Regions from separate parts of the Mus musculus genome. Here regions 1, 2, 3, 4 and 5 are each linked to region 6. A link is a loop called in an ENCODE intact Hi-C map of the cell type or tissue named here. Cell type or tissue: heart. All regions are shown on one strand.

Region 1 (5,000 bases), 78 kb before region 6:
ATTTATGTAGTCACTTATTTATGTTTGTTTTTGAGATGGTCTGTAGTCACACTGGACAAGAACTCATCAATAGCCCTGGCTGTCCTGGAATTAACTTGCTTTCCTCCTTTCTCTACGTTCTACGTTCTGGGGTTAGAGGCGAGCTACATTTGTCCTCATTAAAGCAGATTTGGAGGAGGGGTGCGGTAGCAGCAAGATGACTCTGCTGGTAAAGGAGCTTGTCTATGAATTTGACCACCAGAGTTTGACCAGTGACCCCCGTAAACTGTCCTCTGACCTCCACACATACCCACAACACAGAGATAAGTAAAAGTAATTAACTTTTTTTTTTTTTAATCAAAGAAGTAGGGTCTATCCTCCTCTGACTCTTGAAAGGAAGCTGACCCAAAGTTGCCCTGTCCTGGAACGGTTTAGGCTCCATAAGTGGGAAGGATCCCAGGCCCGAGCTGGCCCAGCTGGCATGTGAGAAGGGAGGGAAGAAGATGCCAAAAGATGCAGTACAGAGGGGACATGGGTGTCACTTTCCCCCGAACCTGATCGCAGCACCCAGCATGGCCAGTCCTTATATAGTCACCAGGCAGTCAATTCAAGGGCGTTAAGGGAGGTCATGGCAGCTGACGTCCAGAACATCTGACCCTCGCCCAGGCAGGTCCGATCCTTGATTTGGAACCTTCGCCACCATCAATCCCCCTTGCCCAAGATTAAGTTCAGGAATCCTTGCTCTAACCTGACTCTGGCCTTTTCGTTGCCCCCGCCCTCAACCCCAACCCCGCAGCACCTGTCCTCCTAACCGTAAACAAGAGCGCTCCTTTTCTTCCCTCCCACCTCATTTGCAGCCTCCTTTCCACAGCGCCTCTGTCCCCAGGGTTCGCTCCTCCACCTGCGCGAGCGTGGGAGCACTCCACGATCTCAGCCTCTGCCTCCTCCCCCATCCAGCTCCAGGATCTAGCCTGTCTCCTCCTTTCGTCTCCATCATCAAGCTAGGGGCAACCTCCCTCCTGGTAACTCCTACAATCCTCGACTCACCTGGCTCATACTTCAGGTAGATGATGGAGACGATGAAGTAGCTGAGGTCGAAAACAGGGAAGAGCGGCACCCGCGAGAAGCTGAGCGCTAGCTCGCCCAGGCTCAGCGCTGACATCAGGTCCATGGCGATGGAGGGCGCCTCCCCGGCCCCGTGCGTCCCGCGCCCCGCTGCCCGACGAATGCTCCCTCGCCACTGAGCCCGCCCCACTGCCAGGCACCGCCCCCCGCCTGCCCCCACCCCTCGGGAGAGGAGGGGTGGTGGGGGACTCCTAGCAGCCGGGAGCCCAAAATGCGGGGCCGTAGGGACGTCAGAACTCGTTCAACAGAGCCAAAAAGGCGATCTGTCCCCTGCATCCAGCACACACAAGAGGGAATCTTGTCCTTAAACATCTGCGTAGTTAGAATCCTGTCCCTTTTCCATGGGACTAACCAATTCAGGACCCCTATTTCCCTCAAAACCCGCGCCCTCGGAAGATCTCAGCCAAGAATATCATGTTTCATTCCTGAGGATCCAAAGTCAGAACCCCGCCTCCCACAAGGGGACCTCAACCAAACCCTCACGTTCTGTTTGGTTTTGTCTCTCTAAAAGGCTCCACAAGTCAGAACCCTCCTCTTTGTGGACCCCAGCCCAGACTGGATCCACTAAGTTAGGACCCTCCCGCTTCAGGAGGCCCCACAAGTTAAGATCCATCCTCTGTAGACCTTAATCCAGGCCTTATGTTCTGTAAGTCTGTCCGGTCAGGACTCTCATTCTCCGTGGGGTTACTCGAGTCAGACCTGGGAGGTCCGTGGGAGGTACAACTCAGGCAGGAGGTCATCCTGACTCTATGCACTCTGAGCCGGGATCGCAGTTCTCCGTGGGGACCCAAGTGGAGTCCTTTTGGAGTTCAGGCATCTGCCGCGCCCATATCCATATCCAAGCCGTTCACGGGCGGCTCAAGGGTCAAGGGCGCAATTTCTGTAGCCCGGAATCCATAGCCCAACCAACCCCCGAGCGGCATCAACAGCAGGGACCAGCTGTGGCACGTAACACTGAGCATGCGCGCGCGCACCCCAAGCTCCGCCCTGTAGGTGACATCATGCTACATCCTCAGTCGAACCCAACCAATGCTGATTCAGAATTGGTCAGTTCTCGTTCCACTTTCCGCCCCTCATCACGGCTTCCGTTTCCGGTTTGACGGACGCCTTGGGTGTAAGGATGATCGGAGACATACTGCTGTTCGGGTAATATGAATGAGGGGTGTTAGAGGTCGGAGAGTGGCAGTCAGAGGGGTGGGGGTGACCCTTACTGACCGTTACTGTCCCTCCGCAGGACGCTACTGATGAACGCCGGGGCTGTGCTCAACTTTAAACTGTGAGTAGGCCGCGACAGGCGGTGTCCCAGACAGCCAGGCCCTCCCACAGCCAGTCCCCGCCCACACCCTTGGTCACCGCCAGTCCCGCCCTGTGCATGCTCCACGCCCCACTAATCCTACCTCTAGCCACGCCTCCGCGCTGCTTCACCAGGCTCTGACAGTTCTGTATCACTCCAGGATCTTTAAATCTGTACTCTCTAGACCAGGGAACGGCTCAGCGGGCAGAGGCGCTTGCTGCCAAGCCTGACTACTTGAGTCCGATTCCCGGATCCCCCATGGTAGAAATCCTGTTGATTGTCCTTTTGATCTCCACACAACTGCTGCGGGATGGCACACTCATTCTTTTTTTTTTTTTTTTTTTTTTTTTTGGTTTTTCGAGACAGGGTTTCTCTGTGTAGCCCTGGCTATCCTGGAACTCACTCTGTAGACCAGGTTGGCCTCGAACTCAGAAATCCGCCTGCCTCTGCCTCCCAAGTGCTGGGATTAAAGGCGTGCGCCACCACGCCCGGCCCGGCACACTCATTCTTACTTGCAGATTAATATTAAACAAACAAAAAAAAATCTGCACCCTGGGATTGCTTGCATCTCCAAAGAGCCTCATGCTCAGGCTTATCCCTCAAGAATGCCTTTCTGGCTCTTGGACCCACTCTATCCTGTCTGTGGCTGCACACCCAGCTGTGATGGACTAGGCTGGTTGAGAGTGTCTCACAGAGGGTTGTATCACTGCCCCAGGTCACACTGCAAGTCGGGGGCAGAGCTGAAGTTCATGCCCTTCCTAGCTGAGTGTCAGGGTCAGGAAATCCGATGGTGTTTATGTTTCACGGAAAGCTGGAGTTATCTGCTGTTCTTTATAGGAAAAAGAAGGACACACAAGGCTTTGGGGAAGAATCGAAGGAACCCAGCACAGGTAAGCATGTCTTTCTACCTTCAACACTTTAAGTCGATTCCAGGGTGCCTGTTCTCTCTCACCAACCTGCGCTTTCCTCTCTTTTTCCTTTTTATTGTTGAGATGTGGTATTAGAGGGCCATGACTAGCCTTGAATGCCTGCTCCCTCTGCCTCTGCCTCTGCCTCCTAGGTGTTTGAATGACAAGAGTACTCCACCATGCTCTGTTCATCAGCTTTATTGAGTGCGTACCATATTGCCAGCCACTTAGCTGACTGCTCTGTCGGGGTGTGGGTAAAGAAAGTGATCCTGCCCTGTGGGACTCAGCCCAGGGCGATTCAGAGGGTGTTCTGGAGGGATAGTGAAAGTGGGTGTCAGGAAGGTGCTGCTGCCGCTGCCGCTGCTGCTGCTGCTGCCGCTGCTGCCGCTGCCGCTGCTGCCGCCGCCAGCGTGGGTTGATGTGACATGGCAGAGGTCCTTTCCATGACAAGTGTGGATATGATTAGAGTTTTGAGCCAGCCTCAGCCCCAGAGTGAGACCTGGTCTCAAAATCCAATTTACAGAAGCTGCTAAAAGGCCCATCAGGCAAAGGCAGTTGCCACCAAGACTGACTGGGTTCAATTCCCCAGGTTTTACATCGTAGGAGAGAATTGATAGTTTGTCCTCTGACTTAAACATATTCTGCTCTATTTTAAAACAAAAAACCAACAACATTTATTAAAAAAAAAAACAAAAAACAAAAAGCTAAGGAGGTAAACCAGAGCGATGGCAGGTGATGTGTTCTGGTGCGCATGCAGTGCTCTAAGTTCGGCCACAAAGTGTGGAGATGGCAAATTCTCAGTCTAGCCAACCTGGGCCTGGTAACTAGGACCCACGGCTCAGGAAGAACTCTAATTGGACAGACTTGAGCCACGTGCCCATTCTTGCACCATTCAGAGGCATTGGGAATTGGTGCTCCACAAGGATGCATCAGGGGCTGCCACAGATGTTTGGTAGTAGGTTGGGTTACAGCCTCATGAACCATACTTTCTGGCTTTGCAGGAGACAACATCCGAGAGTTTTTACTAAGCCTGAGGTATTTCCGGATCTTCATCGCACTGTGGAATGTGTTCATGATGCTCTGCATGATCGTGTAAGTTTACCTTGCTTGGTGCTCACATTCATTACCTGCTCCTGCCCTTTTCACAGTTTGTCTGTTTATAATGTGGGTCCTGGGGAATCAAACTCAGGTTATCAGGCTTGGCATGGGGCACCTACTGAGCCATCCTATCAGCCCCTAGTTGAAGCTCAAGGGCTATCCCTTCTTCCAAAATAAGAACTCTGGTTACATTGGAGGGTGGTCTCTAAGTCCAATCTGGCCATGTGTCTCCCACCCCTGATGTTGTGTTAACCTGTACTGGATGGCTTCAAAGTCCAACAGACTGCATGTTCCTGCCTTCAAAGCCTTAGTAGAAGCCAGCAGGTAGGATTTACTACTGGCTTCTGTTTTTTACAGCCATTCTCTTTGATTGTTTTGGTGTTTGTTTGTTTGTTTGTTTGTTTGGCAGAGTCTGATTGTAGGTCAGGCTGCCCTCAGACTTCTGATGCCTCTGCCCCAGACCTGTGAGTCCTGAGACACACAAGTGTGACCACTGAAATGGCTTTTATAGTGTGAAGTAGGGATCTGAGTTCATACCTTGGCAGTCAGGCATCAGTGTTAGCATGCCTCTTGGGATTACAGGCATATACCTCAGT
Region 2 (5,000 bases), 70 kb after region 6:
CCTCTAGCCCTTGCTTTTTCTTGTTTCTTTCTAGAGGGAGGGGTCTTTGTATAGCTTCGGCTGCCGTGGAATTTACCACACAATGTATGGGACTTCATTCATATTCTTGCTTCCCAAGTATTGAGTTCACAGATGTATGCCAGCATACAGACAGGGGTATCTATAGTAGTTAGTTTCTATCTCTCTTTAAAAAAAAAGATTTATTTAATTTATTATATGTAAGTACACTAGTACATTTTAGCTGTCTTCAGACACCAGAAGAGGGAATCAGGTCTTGTTACAGATGGTTGTGAGCTACCATGTGATTGTTGGGATTTGAACTCAGGACCTCTGGAAGAGTAGTCAGAGCTCTTGACTACTGAGACATCTCTCCAGCTCCCAGTTTTTATCTCTTTAGAGATAAGGTCGTATGCATTCTCAGATTGGCCTTAACCTTGCTGTATGGTCAACAATGACCTTGGACTAATGACCTCTGGGCCTGCATGTCAGGTGGGCACCACCATGCCTGATTTTTCCTATGCTAGCTATTGAATCCAGTGCCAGGCAAGCATTATCAACTACAAGCACTCTACCAATAGAGCCACAAGCTCTCTATCAATTGAGCTATAAGCATTCTACCAATTGAGCTACAAGCACTATACCAACTGAACTACAAGCACTCTATTATATGAGTCCCAGCCCCAGCTCCAGTCTGTTTTATTTTTGTCCTTTCCTCCAGGGTCCAGAAAAGGAGATGGATGCCATACAGGCCAAGGAAGAAGTGAAAAAGGCCCGTGAAGAAGATGAGGAGGATCTGCTGATGGGGAAGTTTCACAGGCACAACCATTTCAGCAGATTCCACAGGCAGGGCGAACTATAGTCATCCTCACTCTGCATGCTGAGTGGCCCAGCTGCAACTCTAATAATACACATTTGAATGATCACATCTACATGGTCATTTGTCCAGTTTCTGAAAAACAATCCCCTGTTTGTGTTAGGGTCCCCCATTTCTTCTATAGACCCCTATGACCCCAGGGTCTGCAATAAGTTTCTGTTGACGGCATGTGGTGGCACACTCCTTTAATCTCAGGACTTGAGAGGCAGAAGCAGACAGATCTGGGATTTCCACATCAGCCTGGTCCATGTAGTGAGTTCTAGGACAGCCTGGGACACATAGTGAGACACTGTTTAAATTTTTTTCCCTGCATAGAACAGATCATTGAAAGCCAGAGACCTATAAGAATCTGGCCATAAACAATGTGCTTTTTTTTTTTTTTGAAACTCTTAAATATTTTCATGAATAAAAGATGATAAAATAATTTTTAAAAATATTTTGTTTTACTTTTAAAGATTTATTATTTACTTTTTGTAAAATGTGTGTGTGTATATCTCTGTTTGTATTGTACTACATGCAGTTGCCCATTGAAGCCAGAAGAGAGCATCAGATCCTCTGGAGCAGGGGTGGGGGTGGTGGTGGTGGGTGGGGTGGTGGTGTTGTTTGTTTGTCATGGGTGCTGGAAAATGAACTCGGGTCCTCTGGGAGAGCAGCCAGTGAGTGCTCTTTACCACTGAGCCATCTCTCCCCAGCCCCTCTATTTTTCTTTTAAATCATTTTAAAGATTTATTTATATGTATAAGTGTTTTGTCTATGTAGTGGTTTGAATGAAAATGGCACCCATAGGTTCATATATTTAAATGTTAGGGAGTGGCACTATTTGAAAGGATTAGTGGGTATGTGGCCTTGTTGGAGGAAGTGTGTCACTGGCGGTGGGCTTTGAGGTTTCAAAAGCCCACACCAGGCCCAGTGTCTCTCTGGATTAGATATAAGTGCTCAGCTACTGCTTTAGGAACATGCTTTTCCTGCTGGTTACCATGCATCCTGCCATCATGGTCATTGACTCTAAGTCTCTGGAACTGTAAACTCCCTCCACCCTCACCCCGATAAACTCTCTTATACATTGCCTTGGCTGTGGTGTCTTATAGCAACAGAAAAGACACCAAGTGCTAGGATGACAGGTATGTGCCATGATACATGGCTATATTTCCTTAATCCACCCCCCTCCCCTTTTTTTAAGATAATGTTTCACCATGTAGTTCTGGCTAGCTTATAGCTCCTTATGTAGACCAGGTTGCCTACAAACACATGAGATCTGACTCTGCCTCCTTGAGGGCTGAGATTAAAGGCATGTGTTACCACACCTAGCTGGAAAAGTTTTTAAAATTTTTATGGGCTAGAGAGATGAGTCTGTGATTAAGGGCACTTGCTGCTTTCTCAGAGGATCTCCGTTCAATTCTCAATACCTACATCAGGCACTGGACAACCACTGATGCCCTCTTCTGGCCTCTGCAGGTGTCTGCACTTATGTACACAAACACACATACACAGAGCTTTTAAAACAAAGATTTGTGTTATGTGTATGGTGAGGCAGCTGGTCACACAGCATCCATTGTCCTGGCCTCCAGCACATGGAACAAGTGTGTGTGTGTGTGTGGGGGGGTCTTCCTTCCTCAGCTTAGTCTAGAAATTCACAGTTGTAACCCAGAGCTTTGTCTCCTATATGATTCTAGATCCTGTGCAGCTGGCAATCAGGATCAGTCACAACTACCTCAAGAAATCAAACACAGTGGGACTGAGTGTGGCGGTATATGTGTACCATGTTTCCCAGCACCTGTGTAGTGGTTTGAATGAGGATGTCCTAAGGGGCAGCAAGATAGCTCAGTGGGTAAAGATGCTTGCGGCCAAGGCTAACAACCTGAGTCCTATCTCTGTGACTCATGGTGGAAGGGGCCATCCAACACACAAATCTTTTAAGATGTAAGTTAAAATGTAACTTAAAAAAAAAAAAAAAGACAAAGAAATACCAGAGTAGGGGCTGGTGAGATGGCTCAGTGGGTAAGAGCACCCGACTGCTCTTCTGAAGGTTCGGAGTTCAAATCCCAGCAACCACATGGTGGCTCACAACCATCCTTAACAAGATCTGACTCCCTCTTCTGGATTGTCTGAAGATAGCTACAGTGTACTTACATATAATAAATAAATGAATCTTTAAAAAAAAAAAAAAAAAGAAATACCAGAGTAGCTGAAGATATAGTTAGTTGGTTAAGGGTGCTTGTTGCTTTTCCAGAGGACCCTAGTTCTGTTCCCACTCATATCGGGGGTTGGGGGCTCATAAGTGCTTTTAACTCCAGCTCAATGGCATCTAATAAACTCTTCTCTCTTGGGCAGGCATTGGCACGAGCACAGCAGGCATATACACATAAAAAAACAACAAAAAACACCAGATGTCAGGCTACACCCACATCTGCAAGCAATCAGAACCCAAATCTGTTTAACAAGCATACTGAGTGGTACTAACACTGCATATGGCCCAAGTTAGACTTGAGCACCATGGTACTTTGTTGTGTGCCACTGTCTCCATTTCCCCGGGAAAAGTTCAGCAAACCCTAGGCATTAGTAGAGGCTACTAGAGTGGAGAAGTTAAGACGGTGCCTGGGTTTAGCCAAGCTCCGATTCACAGACCCAGACTGGAAAGTGCAGGGAGCTGGAGTGCAGCGGTCTGGAAGGGAGCCCTACCTATCCCTTGGGTTCCCTGCCTCACAGGAGCCTCCAAAGCCAGGGGCTCGGTTTGCCCACTCCAATCAGGAGATGCACACGAGGCCCTCCCCACCCCCACAGACCGACTAGCCCGCCCACTCTCGGCCCACTAAACTTACGAGGCTCCGAACCTTCTAGTCACGCTGTGCTTTAGGCTAGGCTCTCTAAATCACCCGGTACGGCCAACTCTGGTAAGGCTATGCGACAGAGCCTTCCCCATAAAGGCTCCGCCTCCAGCCAGAACTGCCCCGCCCTCTCCACTGTGATCGAGGCTCCGCCCTCTTACTGCAAAACTTCTCACGGGAGGACTTGGATTCCCTTCTGCGCACGTGTACTCTGGTCCTGTGGCCTGTCCTTGCGCTGGCTGTGCTGCGCGCGCATCGCATCCCTCCTTCGTACTAGTGCGCAGGCACGGCCCCGCCCCCGTTCCTTCGGCGCTCCGGAGGCCGAGTCCGCACGAAGATGGCGGCGCCGCTTGTACCCCTCTCGCAGCAGGTATGGTGCTGGGGTGCGCCGTGGGGCGGTGCGGACGGTGGTTGCCGCGAGAAAGATAAGTCGTCGCGGAAGCGCGGCTCCAGGGGACCGCGGAGGCGCGCGCTGAAGGCTCAGAGGCTGAGTGGCGGGGGCCGGGCGGTTCTGAAGGTGACAGGCCGGAGCGGCCCGCATACTCTTGCGCCGGGCGACCCCCGAGCGGCTGCGAAGAGGTGATGGGGCGCGGCCGCTGCGTATGTCTGCTCCGTCTGGGGCCTGGCCAGGTTAAGGGACGGGGGGGGGTTTGGGGGGTGGGCGCTGTTGTTCGAGCCGCGTCGCGCTTCGTCCCCGCGGAGGCGAGCGAGAGCGGTGGGCCCGCCGCCAGTCTTTGTCTCCCGCGGGGTCGGGCGTCGGGGCGGGTGGTGTCCCATACTGGAGTCGCAAGGGGAACCGGGACACGCCCGCTTCGCCTCTGGCCGCCCAGCCCTCCTTCCCCCGAGATCCGCTTCCGCTGCTCTGTGCGGTGCGAAAAGCGCGGATCCTACGCCCCCAACGGTATGCACCAGTCTTCGTCCTCAGGGTCGCTGGATGGTTTTCTTGAACGTATCAAATGCTACAGGGACGTACAGAATAGCAGTGAGAAGGCCATTGTGCTTCTAGCGGAAAACATTCATTCATTCTTCAGCCACTTTCTAACGTGCTTGGGATCAGGTGCTTGGGAGCTCAGCAGTCTCTCACTGACAAAGTCTCTAGTTCCAGGTGACATCCATAAGAATTAGAAAGTATTCCTGTCCTGCTAATTTGCCAAATTACCCGTTTGTTCCACACAGCATATTATATGCACTTTGCTAGAATCGTCTTTCGCAGGGTCATGGTTACCAGGAGGAAGCATTTTATATTCAGATCTCGGCTCCAACTCTGGAAGAGTGTCCTTGAAGCAGGCTTCTTAACCTCA
Region 3 (5,000 bases), 250 kb before region 6:
CAGGTTGGCTCATGGGGCATTTCTTAGCTCCTGCCTCAAGTTCCTGCCCTGACAGCTCTGAAGATGAACCCGAAGGCGAAATCAACCCTTTCCTCCCCATGTTACCTTTGGTCATGGAGCTTATCACAGCACAAGGGCAAATTAGAATCTGGATACAAGTGTCCAAAGGGCTTACTCCTCCTTGGTAGAGCCAATCCCACTGAGAGGGCTCATGGACAGATGACACAAGAGTAGCTCCCTAACAGGTATTATTGGGAAGCTGCGCAGGCTTCCTGTGCCTGTCCTGAGATCTCATGTTCCCATCTTGCTAGAGCCTAAGCAATGGAGGAGCTAAGGCAGCTCTGGGCTGAAATTTCTAAACTCATGAGCCAACACTAGCTTTCTTCTTTTGAACGGTGTCTCTCACATGCTTGTCATAGGAATGGAGACTGATTTAGTAATATATGGACACCTCAAAACTCTTTTTTTCCCATGTGGTTACCTCAACTTTTAACCTAGGCCTCAAATTAGGCAAGTGTTCTTACCCCACACTACCACTTCTGCCTTCAAAGGTCAGGCCATGGGAACTGCAGAGATGGCTCAGCAGTTAAAGGTGCTTGCTGTTCTGGATTTCCAGTAGCTCACAGACACCTACCTGCATCTCTAGCTCTAAGGGCTAGCACACCTCTGACCTCTGAATGACTTAGGTGCAGCAGAGAAAGCCCAGGAAACGTCTAGCAAGCAGCTCCTTTCATACCTCAGTTTCCCCATCACTAAGGCAAGCATGGTGTGGGTTCAGGTGTGAGGAGATTGGTAGTCCCTGCCCAGCATGCCTCACCTCATCATAGACACTTTCGATCTCATTGAGCAGGCTCTTAGAGCGCAGTGCCTTGGTGTCATTCTGCTTGAAGTTCACAGCCTGGTGGTCCAGGGACTTGAGGTATGCTTTCTCGTACTGCTCACGCCAGATCTTGTTGAAGCCCTGCTGGGCCTCCCGCCACTCCTCCTCCTTGGCCTTCAGCCTGTAGGGAGAGGGGCTCAGTGCCTAACAGCTGGACCCTCCTGTGACCCCTGGAGAAGGGCCCAGCTTCCTCATAGCAATTACACATTTGGTCTACGTGGCAACAAGCAAGCCAGCATGAGGGAGGTTAAGGCAGAAGGATATCCAGTTCTAGCTGGCCTGGGTTACAGTAAGAAAGCCTCATCTCAAAAACAAAACAACAAAAAAAAAGAGCCTGGCATGGTGGTGCAAGAATGTCATCCCAGCACTTGAGGAACTGGAGTCAGAAGGCTCCCTGGGCACATGGTTAAGTCCGATGCCAGTCTGAGCTACATAAGACCCCATCACCAAAATAAACAAAAGAAAACAAAACAAACACCTCCCACAGAGAGGGGGAAGAAAGGGGAAGTGGTCCTACAGAGCCAACATGGCTACTTAAAAAATTTTTGTATTTATTATTTCATGTGCATGTGTATACCACATGCATATGGTGACCCTGTGGTTACAGACAGCTGTGAGCCACCATGTGGGTGCTGGGAATTGGACAGGGTCCTCTGGAAGAGCAGCAGTGCTCCTAAATGCTAGCCAGCTCTCCAGCAGTGGCTGGTTAAAGTCCTCCAGCTCCTCCCAGACACCCAGCAGCCCACACAGCTCTGACACTAACCCCGCTGAGCATCACAGCTCAAACCTGTGGGCTAGCACAGGGCTTCATGGCATGCCAATAGACAGTGGGCTAGGGATCCTTGTGTTTCGGTCATAATCCACACTTTGAATCCCAGGTCTCAACCAGACCTAAGTGGGACACTGAAGCACATGTACTGCCACAGGCGCTGTAAGTCACCAAGAGGTCATGGATAGGTACATGTGTGTAGATTTTATGTAAGCAAAAGGTGAGACTGCTTGTTCATACCCAGAGATGTCCAAGAGCCTGGTTGTTAAGACTCTGTTCAGGACTAGGTCAGCTGGAGGCTGACCTGAAGAGACAGTCAAGTGGCTCCATTGGTCAGGAACCCTGGTAGCTCTCCCGAATCATGGACAGGAGTAGAAGAGGGAGATACCTTTTCAGAACGACAGGCACAGCGGTGGCAGGGTTCCTTTTCAGGCTCTCAATGACCTCTGGGGCCTTGTCTCCATAGATGCGGTGTATGGCACGGCGTTGAATCACCTCTGATGTGCCACCCAGGCAGTCATCCAGGCGGAGCTTCTCCTGGTCCTCAGGAGCCATCCGTGACAACTTCTTCTGCACACTCTCCAGCACTCGGATGGTGGCCAGGTTGGTCTCCAGGACAACATCCAACTGCAGGGAGGAGGCAGGCATGGTCAGAACTGGGAACTGGTGAGTGGTTGGAAGCTGTCAATGGAGCCAGTAAGTGTGGTTGTCTACCAGAGCACACCTGTGTGGAAGGAGCAGTGTTCCAGTAACAGCAGTGACACATACCACCACTGGAGGGCGCTTGATACATACACACAGGTGCTCGCGTGTTCTCCCTCTCTCTCTCTCTCTCTTTCTCTCTCTCCTCTCTCTCAGTCTGATCGCCTGCCACACTGCCACTGAAGTTTAGCAGTGGGTGTCATAGTATTAATGGGAGCAGGAAGACTGTGTCCTAAGACAACCTTGCCTCAAACATAACACAGGGCCTGGTGCTCCAGCCATAGACTGTCCTCATGGGTGGGTGGCAATGTTTAGGAACGGGCCTCCTTTATGTCCCAACCACCATGGGGTACCATAAGCAGGCTTTGCCAAGTATGTCACCTTTGAATTGTACTTCCCAGAGGCTGCTAGACTCTGGTTCATATAAACTGTTTTGTCCATGGGACTTGTCCCAGCAGAAGTTGGAAACACACACACAGAGGAAGCAGGTGGAGGGCATACACTCGTCAGTCATCCTAGCATTTGAAAGGCTAAGGCAGGAGGGTCACAAGCTCCACATTAGCCTGGGACAAAGAGAGACATTTCAAAAAGAAAAGCAAGGGCTGCAGAGCTGGCTCATGGGGTAAGAGCTCTAGCTGTCCTTCCAGAGGACTGGGATTTAACTCCTAGCACCCACATGGTGGCTCATAACTGTTCCTAACTCCAGTTCCAAGGCATCCAATGCCCTTTACTGGCCTCTGTGGACACCAGACAGACATGGAAGCAAACACCCACACACATAAAATGAAAATAAATCTTAAAAACAAAAAGACATGCAGATATAAGCTTGAAGAAGGGGAGTCAGGACGAAATGAAGGTGCTTTATCTGTCTGTCCCCAGGAGGAACACTTGGTTAGGTCTGAAGAACTCAATTATAACTTTAATAAGAAATGAAGCTAACTTAGCCAGGCAATGGTAGTACACATCTTTAATTCCAGCACTTAGGATCAGAATCTTTTGAGTTCGAAGCCAGCCTGGTCTACAGAGTGAATTCCAGAACAGTGAGAACCACACAAAGAAATCCTGTCTTGAGCAAACAAAAACATACAAAAATAAAGCTAACTTAGTTTAAGTTAACTAACCCACTGTCTTTAGCTGAAAGGAAGAGTTAAATGCTGTGCTGCAGCTCAAGAGCTGCAGAGCTGGCAGCCAGGGCGAGCTGCTCTACAGCACTGGCACTCTTTGGTGGCAGAGGAAAGAGACTACAGGACTAGGCTGTACAAGGAAGGCGTGGGCTGGGAGGACAGAGGACAGCAAGATAGGTAGCCAGAAGTGTTTCACCTACTTCAAATCTCTCATCCTCACAGCGATGCAGTTGCTCCTCGTAGGGCGTCTTCTTGGAGCTAACAAAGGTGGAGTCTTCAGACCAGGATGGAAAGGAGACCCATGTATCATTCAGGACCTGGACCAGAGGACAGGGTGTCACTAAGTACACTTGGGGATGGGCAGAACTGAGCAACGATAAAGTTGACCACGTTTCCACTCCATCAGTGTGAGCTGTAAGTACTGCCATCCAACAGGGCATGAAGCTCAGGTGGGCTCTGCTGGCACCCCTCAAGTATCAAATGTCATCAGGAAGTCTGGACCCATGTGTGCCATAGAGGGCTGACCTGTACCCCAAGGGTGCTACCTCCTTGCAAATGGCAGTCCTTCCGCTGCACTTGGGCTGCTGGTAGGTCTTGGGAAGTGCCCGATAGCTGGATCCTATTCGCTTACAAGACGCATAGTCAATTTCTCTGCTTATCCCATCTCCAGACCGGTCACTCATAGGTGGTGCAAAGGACAGCTCTTTCACTCCTAGGAAGGACTTGAACTGTGCAAAGAGTTCTGGAAATTTCCTTCAAAGACAGACAGAAACTTTAAGTGAACACTAAGCCTTTTGAGAATGTTCTAGAGTCATGACAATCGCCTTGCAGATATGGAACTTCAAGGATGGCCTGAATCAGAACTCAGTGTTAGGAGAGAGGAGGTTTCTCTCTCACCAATACCAATCAGGCTTATAGCTATAGACCTTGCCAGCTACATTAGACCACAGCAGCAAAGCACACTGGGAATAACCTCTGTGCGTCTCACTGCTTTGATTTTCTGTCCCCAACTTGAAAAAAGTAAGAGGGGGCTAGAGTGATGGCTCCGTGGTTAAGAGCACTGGTTTCTTTTCCAGAGGACCAGGGTTCAATTCCTAGCAACCACATGTTGGCTCACAACTGTCTGTAACTCCAGTTCCAGGGAATCTGGCACACTCACACAGACATACATGCAGGCAAAATACCAATGCACATGAAATAAAAATTAATTAATCAACTGAAAGAGAAAGACAAGAAAAGAGAACGAAACAAAGAGGGTAGAATGGCACATGTCTTTCAACCCAAAACTCAAGAGGCAGATCTGGATAGATCTTGATAAGTTTTAGGCTAGCCTGGTCTACAGAGCATGTTCCAGCATAGCCAGAGCTATGAGATCCTGTCTCAAAAGAAACAAACACACAATCAAGTGTCCCAATGGCCCTGTGACCAGGCAGTCAGCAACAAGTGTTTATAGCCAATTTGTGCCCAAGCCACGGTCTAGAAATGAGCCTAGTTCTAGGCTAGACATGACCTCCTTTAAGTTATT
Region 4 (5,000 bases), 72 kb before region 6:
GAGGTCTTACTTCCAAACGTTTCCTCCTCACCCCATAACTGGGTCTACCTGGGGCAGCCAAAGATTGCTCCAACATTTGGAGGAGCCGGTCCTCCTCCCTTGGGACACCAGCCTCTTCTTTAGACACTAAGCTGTTAGCCATAACATACTCAGCTTCTCCAGAAGAGGCCTGTGGAAGAGGTGCTAGTGGTGATGTTAGCAGACACCTCTCTGTGCTTTCAAGCCACTTGTTAATAAAGTGACTTTGGGGCCACTCCTTTATTGTTGCTTGTGATGTTGGCAGCGTACTCTGAAGGTTTGGGTTTCTGGGTCTCTCTTTGAAGGAGGGGAGCTCAAGCTTGAGGTGCATGAGGTTCAGAGGCGACTACGCCATCAGCTCTGAGATGCGTTCCATCTAGAGATGGCCATGCCGGCAGTGCTGAGGGACTTTAATCAGCATTTGAAAGCTGTAGCAGCTGGCTTGCTTTGGGGCTCTCTTTTTGGATTGGTTTCTTTCTTTTCTTTTTAAAGATTGTTCTGTTTTATATGTATGGTATTCTGCCTGCATGCATGTCTGCACACATGTGGATGCAGGGCTTGCAGAGGCCAGAAGTCCTCTAATCTGCAGCTAGAGTTACAGCCAGTTGTGAACTGTCATGTGAGTGCTGGGTCTTTTGAGAGTGACCTGTGTCCTGAGCCCCTCATTTTGGCTTTTTTTTAAAGACAGCCCCAAACTGTGGCAGATGACCTTGAACTCCTTATCTTTTCAGTAGTGAGACAAGATCCCAATTGAGTACTACCATACCAGGTTTTTTTATTGGCTGGTTGGTTAGTCTTTGAGACCATCTTGATGGAATCTGTGCTGATTGAGAACTTTCCATTCTCCTGCCTCAGCCTCTTTAGTGCTAGAATCCCAAGTGTGTACTACCAACCCTAGTCATAATAGCATTTTACCCCAGGCTTCCCCGGGAACTATGGGGAAAACTCTGGTAATGTGGGAACTGGGTCAAGTCTAAGTTCAGGCTGCACAGCTGCTGCAGACATTGTTGATTGTGTCCTTCACACCCGCAGCATGCCTGAGCCTACCCACTTGCCTAGCATTGTAACATGCCACTCTGTTGGCTGATCCCCAGCCTTGGATAGTTGGGATGGCTTTCTGCCTTTCTCAGCTTAGGACTGTAGTTTCAGGAAAAAAAGGTTCCATTCATTCTGAAGAGGAATTGTGCTGAAAAAGAATGCTGTCATAGGGTTTGCACTTATTATCTCATTTGAGTTCTGATAAAGTGTTTTTGGACTACTTACTGTGTGTGTGAAAAATTGAAACCCATGAATCTTCTTGGTTTTTATTATTATTTATTTATTTATTTTTGGTTCTGGGCTAGGGCCTTTTGATGCCACTGAACCATATCACCAGCTCTATATGTGTGTCTGTTTGGAATGTTGTTCAGAAACTTCTCGTGGCTGGAGATGTAGTTCATGTAGAGTGACATAGTATAATTTTACAGGAAAGGACTGAGAGTCTGGCTCAGGGGTGGAGTTCCTGCCTAGAATTTCCCAGTGAGGGGCTGGGGTGTGTGGCTCAGGGATGGGGTCCCTTTCAGAACCATTTGAGACTCTCAAGTCAGATGTTCTAGAAGCTGTTAAGCAATAGCTCTTTCCCTTGCTATAACCAGATATATGTAACCTGAAGTGACAACCCACTTTGTGCTCCTGAAGGTTAAACCTGTTATCCCAACGTTACCACTGGGATATGGAGTTTCAGTTAAATTGTCTCTCACGCTTAAGAGCTACAAGATATGAAGTGCTGTCTTCTGCCTCCCACCACCCAGCCTGAACAAATAAGCCCTCTTTTTATCCCTTCTTTACAACACTGACAAACACACAGGTCAAGTTGTCCACAAGTGATCATGCTGGGATGCTGCAGAGCGGAGGACTGTGTTGTACTGGGTCTACCTGATTATAGTGTCGCACATACAGCCACAAGCATATGCTGTGTGCAAATAAAAAACAAAAGAGTTACCATGACAAACATTCAGTCTATCTACTCCTATCCTTACCCAGATAGCCTTATGAAAGTATACCACCAACAGAGAACTGAAGAGTTCAACTCATCACCTAGGACCCTCTGACTTTTCAGATGATGGCTGCCTGTAGGTCACTGAGCAGCTCAGAAGGGCAGTGCCTCTGGGCTGGCAGCAGTGTTCACTCCAAAGGGCCTTCAGGTTCTCTAGGCCTCACGCTGAGCAAGGCCCATCTCGAAGGATACAAGAGTCGCCAAGACAGCACCAACAGCAAGACCATGTGGAAGAAGCCATGGTATGTGAGGAGCAGGGTCCAGGGCCAATCATCCAGGGTGTAGCCATTCTGTAGCATCTGACTGGACAGGCACAGTACAGCCCTGCCACTTCGCAGCATCCCATGGATGCTCTGAGCTAATGGGCATTTCCTAGATGGAAGACATAAGCAAATCCTTAGCCTTCATTGTCTTCCTGGCTTCGAGAACAAAATGTGCCCGTGGTTACAGTCCTGCCATGTGTATGCTGTGGTTTATGGTAGCTTCTCTGGTGGGGTGCATAGCTTCTCAGGGGGGAGGCTCTGGATTGCTTGGTCCTGCCCCAGCAGGGAAGCTTCTGTTTGCTTTACTCTAAGTTTCTTTTCTTTCTTTTTTTTTTTTTTTTTTTTTTTGGATTTTCGAGACAGGGTTTCTCTGTGTAGCCCTGGCTGTCCTGGCACTCACTTTGTAGACCAGTCTGGCCTCGAACTCAGAAATCCGCCTGCCTCTGCCTCCCGAGTGCTGGGATTAAAGGCGTGCGCCACCACACCCTGCCCATTTTGATCCTTTAATGATTGTAACATACAGACTTGTAAGCTAGCTTCACCCACCCATGGTCGTCCATGCTCAGAGGCACCTGGAGCATAGCCCTCTAGGGAAATGTCTGTGGTGCATGAGGTTTCTTTGTGCATTATTACCTTAGTGTCTTAATAGCTAATTTTTTTTTAAATTATTATTTTTTTTTTATCTACACAAGTGTTTTGCCTGTATGTATGTGTGCATGCAGTGTCCATGGAGACCAGAAGAGGGTGCATGATCCCCTGGAACTGGAATTACGAATGTTTGTGAGCCACCATGTGGGTGTTGGGAATGGAACCTGGGTCCTCTGTAGAAGCAGCCATGCAAGGGCCACTCTGTGACAACCAGGCATTTTCCTTTCATGTATGAAGTATCTGAAGGTACCTTACATTTTCCTGTTTGATGAGAGATGTGTACCATATGTCTCAAGCAGAGCCATGCTTTAAAATACAAGGCTAGTGGTGGCAGCACACTCCTTTAACCCTGGCACTGGGGAGGCAGAGGCAGGAGAATCTATGTAAGTTCGAGGCCAGCCTGGTCTAGAGAGTTCCAGGACAACCAGGGCTACATAGAGAACCCCTGCCTTAAAAACGAACAACAACAAACAGAATGTATGGGTAAAACACTCATTTGCATGTGAGTGAGTAAATCACTATGGAGTGTCTAATGGGTGAGAAGGTTCAGCAGATACAGCACCTTCTGGGACCCACATGCCAGCTCCACAAGTTATCCTCTGACCCGGGAGGCATGGCCAACTGTCTGGGCTCATTGGTTAGGTTTGGTTTTCTTGCTGGGATGGCAGGCCAATATTGCCATATCCAGCTTAGAAAGGTGTTTGAACCCAGTCTGAGACTCATTTAGAAAACCAAGAGTTGGTGTGCCCCAGGAACCCTGAAGAGTAAGGACAGGGAAGGCTTGTTTGGTCCCTTTTGCCTAGGGTGACTATTGTACAGGTAGATGGAGGCTTCCACTCCAGCCCTCAAACCTCAGAGCTCTTTGAGCCTGGGGTGGGTGCTAGCAAGGCCTAGATGGACTGTGCTGGCCTCCAGCCTAAGTCAGACGCCTTTCCTCCCCTCCCTCCCTTCATCTTATGTAGCCCACATGGCCAACTTTGCTACTTGAAATTATTGCAGAATTTGAATCTTGTTTCCCATAGGTGACAGACATGCACAGCCACGCAGTTTTTCCTTCTTTCCTTTCTTGGGGCTTCATGCATGGTTTTGGTGACTTTTCCTGCGGTGGTAATGACCAAATGTCTATTCACCCCCGAAAAAACACCAGTCATAGACCAAAGAAAAGATTTCATTCAATCTAGTGGGGAGAACCTGCAAGGTTCTTGGATGCATGGAGGAGTGTGAGACTCAACGAATAGGCTCCCCGTGCAGTCTGCAAACTGCAGCCCTGGAGGTCCCTTCCCCTAGCTTACTTCTGCTGCCTTACAGTGCTGGGCGGGGCCTCCTCAGCTCAGAACTTTCTGGGCTTCTGAGTCTGGTAAATTGCTGGACCTTCTGCTTCTCCTATAAGGAGAATTTTAGTTCCCAAGTAATTGGTGCATAATAGCTGCAAAGCTAGTGTCCCCCAACTGAGCTGCACCCCAACACCAACGTTCTCCATTTCAGTTGTGTTCTGGGGAGGTCAAGGCTGCTGCTGGCCACTGCACTGGCTACTCTTAGGGAACACTCTTTGCCTCTGTATCCCAGCATACCTGAGACTTCCAGTAGGTCACTTTTTCAGAGTAAGGATTGTTGATTGTGGTAGTTCTCTCTGCCCCCACCCCCAATATGCAGCTTTTGGACAGTTGGCAGGCTCTAGCCTTGACTATTAGGATAGCAGTAACCTCAAAATAGCCCTAGCTGAGGAAAGGAGCTGCAAAGGGTGAGATAGCAGCCAGGAACAGGAAGAGTTTCCCACCTCTGGTGGCAAGAGACCTGAGTACCTTCTTACCCTGCCATAACAAAATGGCATACACTTCATGCCTCACAATAATGTGCACTTATTCTCTGTTAGTTCGGGAGTAAGAAGCCCACGATAGGGGTCCCAGCATCCAGGCTCCTGCCAGAGGCTGCAGTGGCGAATCTTTCTTCCTGTATAGGCTGACACACAACCACTCCATGGTATGATTAAAGGGAAGGTTTTTTTTTTTTTTTTTATTGTAGGTGTGTGTGTGAGA
Region 5 (5,000 bases), 56 kb before region 6:
TCTCACGCAGGAAGATTAGAAGTTCAAGCCTAGCCTGGGATACAGAGGGAGACCCCGTCTCAAAAAAGGAAAAACCAGAGTGGCCAGATTGCTTAGCAGGTATAGCCACTAACCCAGCCAAGCCTAAGATGATCCCCAGGATGGTAGAAGAGAACTAACTCTTGGCAGTGGTCCTCTGTACAACACAAACAGTTATATATATATATATATATATACACACACACACACACACAAACAATCAAACTTAGGTAAATGAACAAGTAGAATAAAGTTGTGTGCATAGGACTCCACAATATTGTAGTCATGCACTCTGAAGGCAGAGGAAGGTGGATCTCTATGAGTTTGAGGTCGGCCTGGTCTATAAAATGAGTTTCAGGTCAGCCAGCCAGAACTACACAAAGAAACCCTTTTTTTTTTTAAATTAATTTATTTATTATATGTAAGTACACTGTAGCTGTCTTCAGACACTCCAGAAGAGGGAGTCAGATCTCATTACGAATGATTGTGAACCACCATGTGGTTGCTGGGATTTGAACTCTGGACCTTTGGAAGAGCAGTCAGGTGCTCTTACCCACTGAGCCATCTCACCAGCCCAAGAAACCCTTTCTTGAAAAAACAAAACAAGAAAATGGGTTGGAGAGATGGCTCAGCCATTATGAATGCTTGCTGCTCGTCCAGAGTTCAATTCCCCATACCTATATGATGACCTTGAACTCAAGAGATCCTCCTGTTTCTACCTCTTTGAGTGCTGAGATTAAAGGCTAGGCATAGAAAATGCAATCAGAAGCACCAGGTATGATGGTGGGTGGTACATGCCCTATAATTCTAGCGCTTGAGGAGGTGGAGGCAACATGAAGAGCTCAAGGCCAGGCCTGTGAGACAATGCAGCAGTTAAGAGCACTGTTCTCAAAGAAGGACCAGGATTCAATTCGCAGTATGTACTCACAACTCCATGTAATTCTAGTTCTAGGGATCTGACAACTACTTCTGGCCTCTGTAGACACCAGGCACATATAGGTGCATATATACTACAGGCAAAACATTAATATCAAATTTAGAGACAGGGTCTCTCTACATATGGCTGTCTATCCTGGAACTCACTATGTAAACTAGACTGGATTCACGGAGATCCTCCTGCCTCCCCTTGAGTACCACCATACCAGGCAAATAAAATAAAAAATAAAGAAAAGAAAAAGGTTCAAGGCCAGCCTAGGCTACATGTGGTCTCAAAACCTGGGGAGGAATCTAAAATAGCAAGGTCAGCAGGTACATTGAATGCTGTCCAAGATGTTTTCATGACTTGATCCATGCAAAACTAATTGCCTGCTTAATTTATAGCTTGTTTTGAAAAAAAAAAAAAAGGCATACTATACCACTGAATAAACAAGATAGCAGGTCTGCAGGGTAGGATGATGCACTTAATTCCAGCTCTTGGGCAGCAGAACTCAGGCGGATATCTGTGAGTTTGAGGCTAGCCTGGTCTCCACAGTGAGTTTCAAACTAGTCAGAATTGCATAGTGAGATCCAGGCCAGCCAGGGCTTTGTAGTGAGAGCCTGTATAAGGGGAGAAAAATAAAAATCAACTATTAGATAATAATAAAAGACAGAAGATTGGCATAAATGTAATGCACCAGGAGACACTGGAAGGAATAAAATGTTTGAGACCAGCTCAGGCTTCATAAACTCTGCCAAAAAACACCAAACTAAGAGCCAATGTTGATGGAGGACCTTGTTTATTTTGCTTATCTGGTGAGATTAAGTGTATCTTCAAAATGGGCTGCTTTCCAACTTGGAACCTGAGCTCCAAACACATGCCAGGAAGAGAGTGTATTTGAGAAGTATTTGTTCGTGTTCATTCTATTGGTGTAATGCAAAGCCTTCTGTCATGTGCAGAATCAAGAAACCAGCCATGATAAATTTATTTTCTGGGTGGGTGGGAGAAAAGGGCAGGGTCTTACTTACGTAGTCCTTGCTAATCTGGAACTCACTGTGCAGACCAAGCTGGCCTGGAACTCCAGTGAGCCTCCTGCCTCCCAAGCGTTGGAATTAAATGCCTGGTTCCTCACCTCCCCCAGTACCCCCCCCCCGAAGTATGACAAATTTAAAATTAACAGGTGTTGAGCAGCTCTCAGAAGTACATGTGGTTTTCATTACCTGTTTCCCTTCCGTTTCATGTCTGGATTTTTAAGGTTACAACACTACACGAAGTTATTTCTCCCGAGGCCACTTTCGTATAGTGCACTAAACTCGGAGCCCGCCCTCCATCTGTCCAGTTGTAGGGGTCACCGAAGGACGGAGGACCGCAGCCTTTATACTTGACTTCCTTCGTTTCTTGGTTTGACTTAAAACTCCAGGTGACCTTGGTGCTTCCCTTCCTCCCCCGTGAGGCGTTCCTGTTTTCCATCACCTGAGATGCAAAGGCGGGGTCGCTCCGTCCCCTCGGAACGCCAAGGGGAAGATGCTGGGCGACGGTTCCGCATCCTGCTGTTCAGACACAGGCTGGCCACCTCCAGCCCCCCCCGCCCCCCCCCCGCCTCTAGGAAGGCGACAAAAGCGGTGCTTCCTCTTGAGTTCCAGCCCCGCACGGATGCAGACCCGAGGTGTCAGCGTCGCGCAGGCCTTGCAGACTTGCGTCCTCTGCAGAGGTGGCAGCTCCCAGACGTGACCTTAGGTCCCCGCAGCACGCGGGTCACATGGGGACACGCACTGCCCTGCAGACCCGCGCCTGGGGCCTCTGCAGCGGAGAAGGCTGTGCGGAGCTCCTCCGAGCTCCTCGAGGCACGAGTCTAAACGCAGGGAACCGCTGCCTTCCTCAGATTACCTATGGCCGCTCCAATCCTCTGGTTTCTAAACGCAGGAGGCCCTCATCCGGGGGAGGGTCTTTCCATTCCGCAACCCCAAAGCAGTCAGAAGATAGAGTCGGTGTTCCAGGACTTGAAGGGTGCGCTTCCGTTAGGAAGCCCATCCCTCCAGTCCCGAGTGGGCGTGGCCTTCAGATAGCGTCCGTTGCCACGCCCAACTGCCTCCCAACGGCCCTCTGTGTCGGACCTCGGAACCAGGCGGCAGGACCTGCTAATTGCGCCTGCGCGCGCGTGCGCACAATCAATAGGAGGGGCTCACGAGCCGGACCCTCCCAAACCCGGCGTCTCCACCCGCCCCATCTCCCAACCTCCTCAGCGTGGCGCCGACGCTGCGTGCGGCGCGGGTTACCCAGAGTGCTCAGCGCGGGGGGCAGCTCACTGGAGTTTGGTTCTCGAGGCGGCGGCGGCGGTGGTGGCGGAGGCTCCTCCGTCGGCTCCTCCTCCTCGCTCGGCGGTGGCGGCGGTGGTCCGGGGCCTGAGCTCCGGTCCCCTCCGCTTCCCTCCGTCCTCGCCATCTCCCCGAGCGCCTTGACCTCCTCCGGCGCCGCGGGGAACATGCGGCTCCGTTCCCGGAGGCCGGCGAGTGACTGACCCGCGTTCCCCCTCCTCAGCCTGCCCGCCCGCCGGCCCGGCCGCTCCCCCCCGCTTCGCCCAGGCAATGACAGCGGCTCCGGCGTCTCCGCAGCAGATGAGGGACCGGCTGCTACAGGCCATCGACTCCCAGAGCAACGTAAGTGACTGCCTCGCGATCGGGGACCGAGGCCGCATGTGTCGAGACCCTCCCCCTCCGACGCGCCCCCGGCTAGGGGCTCTCTCCAGGCGGTGATCTGCCCGCCACAGCCACTGCCATCTCGGTCTCTCTTTCTCCTGGGTCCGGGGACCGCAGGCAAGGCGGATTGCCCGGCAGCTGAGGGTACCTGAGGCCGAGGCTTCACGCGGCCTGGACTGAGGGAGCGTTTGGAGCTTTGATCAGAGCTAGTTCTTCTCCGTTGTCCCAGCCCGACCGCCCTTGGTGGTCCCCACCGTGCCTCCTTGCCTCACCTCAACCCTGGGAACTGAGAACCCCCCGGGAAGGTCTCCCTGCCGGGGGCAAGGTGGGAAGCAACTAGTGTCTCCGCGATGACTAGAGTAGCCCGCGTCTCCGGAGTCTTGGCCTTTACTCCCCTTCGGTCTCCTGGCTGAACCTCCTTCTTGGCTAGGAGGGAACCCTAGGCCCGTTCTGCCCCCAGTCTGTCTACCTGTGATGCCTGGAGAGTCTCCTCTTTTTTCTGATAGTGGACAAACCTTTCCTGGGGTCTTTCTAGAAAAGACGACCCTGCAGAGAGTGGGATCCTTCCTGTCATCTTTCTTGGCCTAAATGCTCCATTGCGCATCTGACCAGAAGCTAAAGCATGGGATTTTGGTACTGAGTTACTGCCCGTCATAGTTGATTGTTCTCTTATTCCTACCTTCCGGTCCTCTTTCCATCTCTCTCTTGCCCCTCCTGAGGTGCTTTGGGCCCTAGCCTGTCAAGATTTAATTGTAAGGGGTTACTTTATGTCACACTTTCCTCTGCTAAGAGTCCTGTGAGCAGAGGGACATCTTTTTCTTCCTGTGTGAGCATAGACTAATTTCACCTGTTCTTGTATTTTTCCCAAAGGTTTGTTGGCAGTGTAGGGGGCGGGTATCCTTGTTGCTGTTAGGAGCAGGGCCATGGGAAGATGCACAGGCATTCAGATATGAGGTGTTTGCTGGGAGACCAGGAAGTGGCCTTTGAGATCACTTTTTAATATGCTCGGGATGGAAGAAAAATCATCTTGGGCTTGGACAGGTAACCGAGGTTTGAGTCTTTTGAGTTCCCTTGACTATGCTTGACCAGTTACTCTTAGCAATGTACAATGTACACTGTATTGTGGTGTGTTCAGAATAATTCACATTGTTTGTGTGGTCTTGGTAGAAATAGAGGTGCTCTAGTTTCTATGAGATCTGCTTGCTGGATCCAAAATTATTTTCTTCTTGGTCTTTAAGATCACCTTGATAGTAATTTAGTAAATACTGTAGACATTTTCTCGAGGTAGAATAGGGACAGGCTAGATAAAAATCTTCTAGAAAGCCTTTTTAAATTTTTTTCTTTTTTCTTTTTTTGGTTTAAGGTTTTGT
Region 6 (5,000 bases):
CAAGGGTTAGGCTGGCCAGCTGAGAAGGCGAGCATGAGGCTCGCTCTCCACCATCCTTTTGTGAAATGCTGCTACCAGTTTACTAACGATTGCAAAGGAAGGGCCGCTCGGGGGAGGGGCAGATAGATGGCTGAAATCTATAGTAAGCCAGCTATAAAGCGTTAGTCCCCCATCCCAGAAGAGGTGCAGAACCACTCTAAGCACCGAAGGCAGGGACCTCAGTAGCAGGCAGGCACAGGAACCCTGTGGAAGAGGTTACCTTAACAGCAACAGACACATCTCTTCTTTGCATCTCTTGCTCTTTGGCCCTGGTGTCTCTGAGGCACAGGCTACTCTCGAGCCAGTGGTTTTTTTTGTCGCCCTCGTGTTGTGCGCTGGAAGCTTCTCTGCTGTGGTGAACCCTGGTGTTGTGTGGGTGGGCCAGCCTCACCCACACTGCACAGTCGTCTGCCCATTTGTATATGGTTTCAGTTCAGTCCCAGTTCTTAAAAGAAATGCTGCAGAAACTTGAGTTTTCTCATTTATTTCATTCTCTTTTTTCCCCTACCACCAGCCAAATGACTTTTCCTTCCCTTCTTTCCTTTTCTGCACAACTCTAGAAAAATGCCATCTTTCTAGAGTCTTTAACCCACAAAGTTCCCGAGGGTGCTACTGGTGTGAGTTGCCCTGGTGGGCTAGGGAAGAGCCGTCTGTTGGCTGGAAACACTCATAACCATTCCTTTAGATTCGTTTGCCTTATGGTCATAAACGCGATTTGCAAAAACAAGGAGCCTTAGTGAATGTACAGTACCTAGACTTCTGTGTTCGCGCAGAAGGGAGCAACTTTGCTATTTGGTCCAGTAAGTGGACAACTTGTGATATAAATGTGGAAATAAAAAAAATATTTGCACAAACCAGTTTTGGAATCATTTCTCATTTGCACATGTATAGCTAAATCTGGCCTTTCCTACAGGGGTAAGTGCCTGGAGCCCACATCCATACCTACTATGCCAGCCTTGGTGACATCCCTTTAGCTTTATTTTGTAGCGGCAGGCAGGGCCTCTCTATCTGCTTTTCATTGATTCATGGTCAACAACATCCCCTTGGTCACCCACCTAGAGGAGCCTCTTAGTGACATGGTGTACACCTTCCCTGCCCATCAGGGAGATTGCATGGCCCAGATGTACATAACTATTTTCTGGCCCTAGCCCTGGGCTAGCAGCTGCAGGCAGACCCAAGGCTGCCTCCATACCTGACAGGTGTCCACTAAGATGTCACCTTCGTTATATAGTAATGATCTACCCCCTCTCTCCCACATACACAATTAAGCCAAGATTAGGTGTCTAGTATTTTTTTTTCACTCATCCATATCTTCTTAATTTCAAAGATAACAGTTATTCATAAAACAGCAGCTTCATGGTTTAAGTCTTAGAACATACCTCCTGGTCTGGTTGGTACCAAAGCCAACCCAGAACCCGTTTCAGAGCCAGTAGGAATTTCTGAGGTTTGTTGCAGAATGGCCCCACTCCCCATTACAGGGCCATTTGAGGAGGTGAAACCACAGCTGGGTTGCCCTGAGTACATGTACCTGTTGTGAAATGAAAAAGCTTCCAGAGTTGCCAGGGCCAAATCCAATATGAAATAAAAGCAACCAAAACACATCAGTGGGGCCATCTGACACTGCTCTGTCCAAAGATCCTAATTCCTCTTGTATTTAGTTTGTGACAAAGGCCTTAGGGTACAAAGCCCAGCGTCCTATCACCATATTCTTAAACTCCTGCTTTGGGAGGGACCAGGCCATTTTCTACTCAGATCCACAAGGACTGCCACATGTGTGATGAGTATCCAGCAAACCCCAGGGTACAACACAGTCTACCTTGAAGAACGGGTGAGTAGCTACGCATGGTGCTCAGGAGGCGGAGGCAGGCAAATCTCTGAGTTCGAAGCTAGCCTAATCTACAAATCGAGTCCATGACAGCCAGGAATCTGTTACACAGAGAAAAGCAAACCAAAACATAGGTGAGGTAGAAAGACACCCTGGCATTCAAGGAGACGCTGTAAAGGAGAATATTGAGGTTGGCGAGATGGCTCAGCAAATAAACGCTTGCTGCCAGAGTTAGTTTCTTTTCCTGGATGCACATGGTAGAAAAGAGACAAAAGACTCAACTCGTCTGACCTCAATATGTGTATACACACGCTCGTGCCCGCCTCCATAAATGAACACATTTTAAGGAGCGCGAACAACTATTCTCCCTCACTTAAAAGCACACGATCTTGGGAATCGAGTTTTGTAAGTCTAGTCCTGCCTTCGTGGTTTTGCCCAGCATCGTACCGGTCAGCTGAGCTCTTAAGACACTGTCGCAGGAGACACTTAACCCTGGATTTCTCTCGGTTGGTCTGTGAGGGGAAATTGACACCTACCGCACAGCTTCCGAGGACCCGGCGTAGTCCAGAGGATTTACCGCAATCGGTTTCTTTTCTTCTAAAAGATCTAAGCCCTGTCTACGCCCCAGGCACGCGGCTTCCACAGCCTCAAGTGGGCGGGCCCGCGTCGCCCGGCACCTCCCACGGAGTCCTGCCAGTCACCGGAGAGAACGTAACGCGCTTAACCCACCCGCGGGCCCTACGGCCCGCCTTCCGGGCTTAGCCCCGCCCCCTCCCGGAAAGCGTTTAAGTGAGGGTAGGGCCCTCGCCGACGACGTGTACGGGCGCGTCGGCGGACGCGCGACGATGACGTATGGGGCGGTGGCCAATGGCGAGCGGCGATGACGCAAGGGCCAGGGGCCAATGGTGAGCGGCGTCTGCCGGCGCGCCCTCCAGGGCTGTCCCGCCCCCTGCCCGCGTCCGGCGGTCGTCCGGCGGGAAGGGGCGGCCGCTCGGGCAGGATGGCGGCGGCGGCAACCGCGGGTCCCGGCGCGGGCGCAGGGGTCCCGGGCGCGGGTGGCGGCGGCGGGGCGCGCGAGGGTGCGCGGGTGGCGGTGCTGTGTCTACTATGGTACGCGCTGAGCGCGGGCGGTAACGTGGTCAACAAGGTGATTTTGAGCGCCTTCCCGTTCCCGGTCACCGTGTCGCTGTGCCACATCCTAGCGCTGTGCGCGGGGCTGCCGCCGCTGCTGCGCGCCTGGCGCGTGCCGCCCGCGCCACCCGTGTCGGGCCCCGGACCCGGCCCGCATCCGGCGTCCGGCCCGCTGCTGCCGCCGCGCTTCTATCCGCGTTACGTACTGCCGCTTGCCTTTGGCAAGTACTTCGCGTCGGTGTCGGCGCACGTCAGCATCTGGAAGGTGCCGGTCTCCTACGCGCACACCGGTAAGTGCTGAGGCGGGCTTTGCGCGCTGTCTGGGGCTTCGAAGTGTGGGTACGAGTGCGCGGGCCGTCTGACTGAGACGCCGCCAAGGTGCGTCGGATTCTCACGTTGGAAAAGGTCTGAGGAGTTTACCGAGCGCCTAGCAGAATTGACTCCAGCTATTGGGATCGAGAGGAAGCCTTACAGAAGGAAGGTTCAGGGTCGGGTGTGCAGGTTGCCAGGACTGCCCACTGAGTGCCTTTTCCTCTCTTGCAGTCAAGGCCACCATGCCCATCTGGGTGGTCCTCCTGTCCCGGATCATCATGAAGGAGAAACAGAGCACCAAGGTAACTCTGGCAGAAGCCCTGGGCTAGGCGGGATTCCCAGTAGCTGACCAGGTTGATGACGTGGTTGGACCGTGGCATCCTCCTGCTTCCTGTCAAATAAGGAAGTCAAGGTGTCAGCCTTGTCCTGTGGCTAGCACCTAGCATCCCGCACTCACCTTTCAGACAGCAGATGTGTGTGTGAATGGGGCGATATCACCACATAATCTCTTGCTTGTTGTCCCTGAGCGCCACATCCCTCTGGCGTCCACTGTTCTTTTCTGTTATGATTCCGACTCTGGGATTGGTGGTAGGTGATGTCTTTGGTTCCATTTTAGCAAGTCACCAACAAATTAAGTTGGGACAAGTTTTCCTTCTCTTATTTTATTTTCTAATGTTTATTTATGTGTGTGTGTTGTGCATTGCCACGTGTATGGAAGTCAGAGGACAGTTTTCACCTTGTGGATACCTGGGATCAGATTCAAGTTGTCAGGCCTGGTCCTGACGAACTTACAAACTATCATGTCCTAGTTTTTCTGTCACTAGACAGAATGGTTGGTAGGGGTTGTCTGGATCTGATGTGAGTAGGCCAAAGGAGTTTGACCGTGGCAGAATCTAGCCAGTTTGTAGAAACTAAAACTTTACAAAGCCTGGCATGGTGCCATGGGTCTGTCTTCCCAGCACTTGAGAGGCAGAGGCAGGAGAATAAGGAGTTCTAGACACACACCTTTAACACAGCACTCTGGAGGCAGAGGCAGGAGGATTTCTGAGTTGGAGGTCAGCCTGGTCTACATGGTAAGTTCCAGGACTCTGTAGAGAGACCCTGTCTCAAAATTAATTAATTAATTAATTAATTAATTGGAAGAAAGAAGGGGCAAAAGAAAATATGGTTGTAGCTCAGTGTGGAGCCCTTGCTAAGAACCCAAAGGCCTGGGGTTCAACCCCCATTTTGAACCAAGGAACCTTGGGTTGTGATTATCTGGACATGGATCATATATAGCACCCAGAGCTCAGAGCTGCCCAGGGAAGGTGCCAAGCCAGGTGTTTTCTGGCCTGGGACTAAAGAACAAGCTCACTGTGTCGTGTGCAGTAGGGATGCCACTGTTCGGCTGGAAACCATCGAACCTTGTACAAGTGCTCACTTTCCTGTGCCCTATAATTGATGCACATGGATCAATGCAGAAACTGGACCACCTCTGGCTGAGTTTTGTTCTCAGACCCAACTTTATCCTGGTGAGCCTTGTCGGCACTCTGCAGTCCCTGCCAGGATGATACCAGGTAGGACTAGCCTCCTGGGGGGTCAGAGTTGCTGGGGAGGCACCCAGGTGTGTCACCTGATAGCACACCTTGTGTTTATCAGTTTTCCTGGTCACTGGGGATATTGTACCTAGCTCAGGGCCTCACAAGTGCAGGAT

What was found. Peaks named below come from ENCODE experiments on the same cell type or tissue, not always from the same donor. Only the 100,000 strongest peaks of a DNase experiment are listed, where the experiment ranks them.
Region 1: a loop joins it to region 6, with 4 times the contacts of the local background. A loop is called at or near these places in 10 of 42 quality-filtered maps.
Region 2: a loop joins it to region 6, with 2.3 times the contacts of the local background. A loop is called at or near these places in 2 of 42 quality-filtered maps.
Region 3: it touches region 6 in a loop (3-fold over the local background); 2 of 42 quality-filtered maps call a loop at or near these places.
Region 4: it touches region 6 in a loop (2.6-fold over the local background); 7 of 42 quality-filtered maps call a loop at or near these places.
Region 5: it touches region 6 in a loop (5-fold over the local background); 20 of 42 quality-filtered maps call a loop at or near these places.

The regions. Positions count from the first base shown.
Region 1 is chr8:72,568,254-72,573,253 of GRCm38, reverse strand. It overlaps Smim7 (small integral membrane protein 7), which reads left to right and starts at 2,206. Exons shown (of 5, transcript NM_172396.3): 1 at 2,206-2,250; 2 at 2,339-2,380; 3 at 3,236-3,288; 4 at 4,308-4,398. The coding sequence starts at 2,225. It overlaps Tmem38a (transmembrane protein 38A), which reads right to left and starts at 1,431. Exons shown (of 6, transcript NM_144534.2): 1 at 1,027-1,431. The coding sequence starts at 1,150. In heart, no CTCF peak of the experiment used is centred here; DNase peaks (open chromatin) are centred at 613, 1,263, 2,103, 2,393 and 1 weaker place; H3K4me3 peaks cover 3,393 bases; H3K27ac peaks cover 2,609 bases.
Region 2 is chr8:72,420,474-72,425,473 of GRCm38, reverse strand. It overlaps Eps15l1 (epidermal growth factor receptor pathway substrate 15-like 1), which reads left to right and starts at 4,000. Exons shown (of 24, transcript NM_007944.3): 1 at 4,000-4,069. The coding sequence starts at 4,037. Calr3 (calreticulin 3) reads left to right here. Exons shown (of 9, transcript NM_028500.3): 9 at 719-1,291. The coding sequence ends at 859. It overlaps Gm46043 (a long non-coding RNA gene), which reads right to left. Exons shown (of 3, transcript XR_001778581.2): 1 at 3,694-5,000. In heart, a CTCF peak has its summit at 2,329 (motif pointing left); DNase peaks (open chromatin) are centred at 3,983 and 4,483; H3K4me3 peaks cover 1,924 bases; H3K27ac peaks cover 1,812 bases.
Region 3 is chr8:72,743,686-72,748,685 of GRCm38, reverse strand. Sin3b (transcriptional regulator, SIN3B (yeast)) reads right to left here. Exons shown (of 19, transcript NM_009188.4): 9 at 4,021-4,228; 10 at 3,676-3,792; 11 at 2,038-2,276; 12 at 818-1,001. Among named protein-coding and RNA genes, the nearest start is that of F2rl3, 15 kb to the left of the region's middle. In heart, a CTCF peak has its summit at 2,403 (motif pointing right); no DNase peak of the experiment used is centred here.
Region 4 is chr8:72,562,198-72,567,197 of GRCm38, reverse strand. Smim7 (small integral membrane protein 7) reads left to right here. Exons shown (of 5, transcript NM_172396.3): 5 at 1-2,000. Among named protein-coding and RNA genes, the nearest start is that of Smim7, 6.4 kb to the left of the region's middle. In heart, a CTCF peak has its summit at 3,047 (motif pointing right); no DNase peak of the experiment used is centred here.
Region 5 is chr8:72,546,486-72,551,485 of GRCm38, reverse strand. It overlaps Med26 (mediator complex subunit 26), which reads left to right and starts at 3,176. Exons shown (of 3, transcript NM_027485.4): 1 at 3,176-3,591. The coding sequence starts at 3,520. In heart, no CTCF peak of the experiment used is centred here; DNase peaks (open chromatin) are centred at 3,085 and 3,955; H3K4me3 peaks cover 3,557 bases; H3K27ac peaks cover 2,903 bases.
Region 6 is chr8:72,490,451-72,495,450 of GRCm38, reverse strand. It overlaps Slc35e1 (solute carrier family 35, member E1), which reads left to right and starts at 2,837. Exons shown (of 6, transcript NM_177766.3): 1 at 2,837-3,285; 2 at 3,539-3,609. The coding sequence starts at 2,865. Med26 (mediator complex subunit 26) reads left to right here. Exons shown (of 3, transcript NM_027485.4): 3 at 1-893. In heart, no CTCF peak of the experiment used is centred here; DNase peaks (open chromatin) are centred at 1,940, 2,660 and 3,580; H3K4me3 peaks cover 3,196 bases; H3K27ac peaks cover 2,127 bases.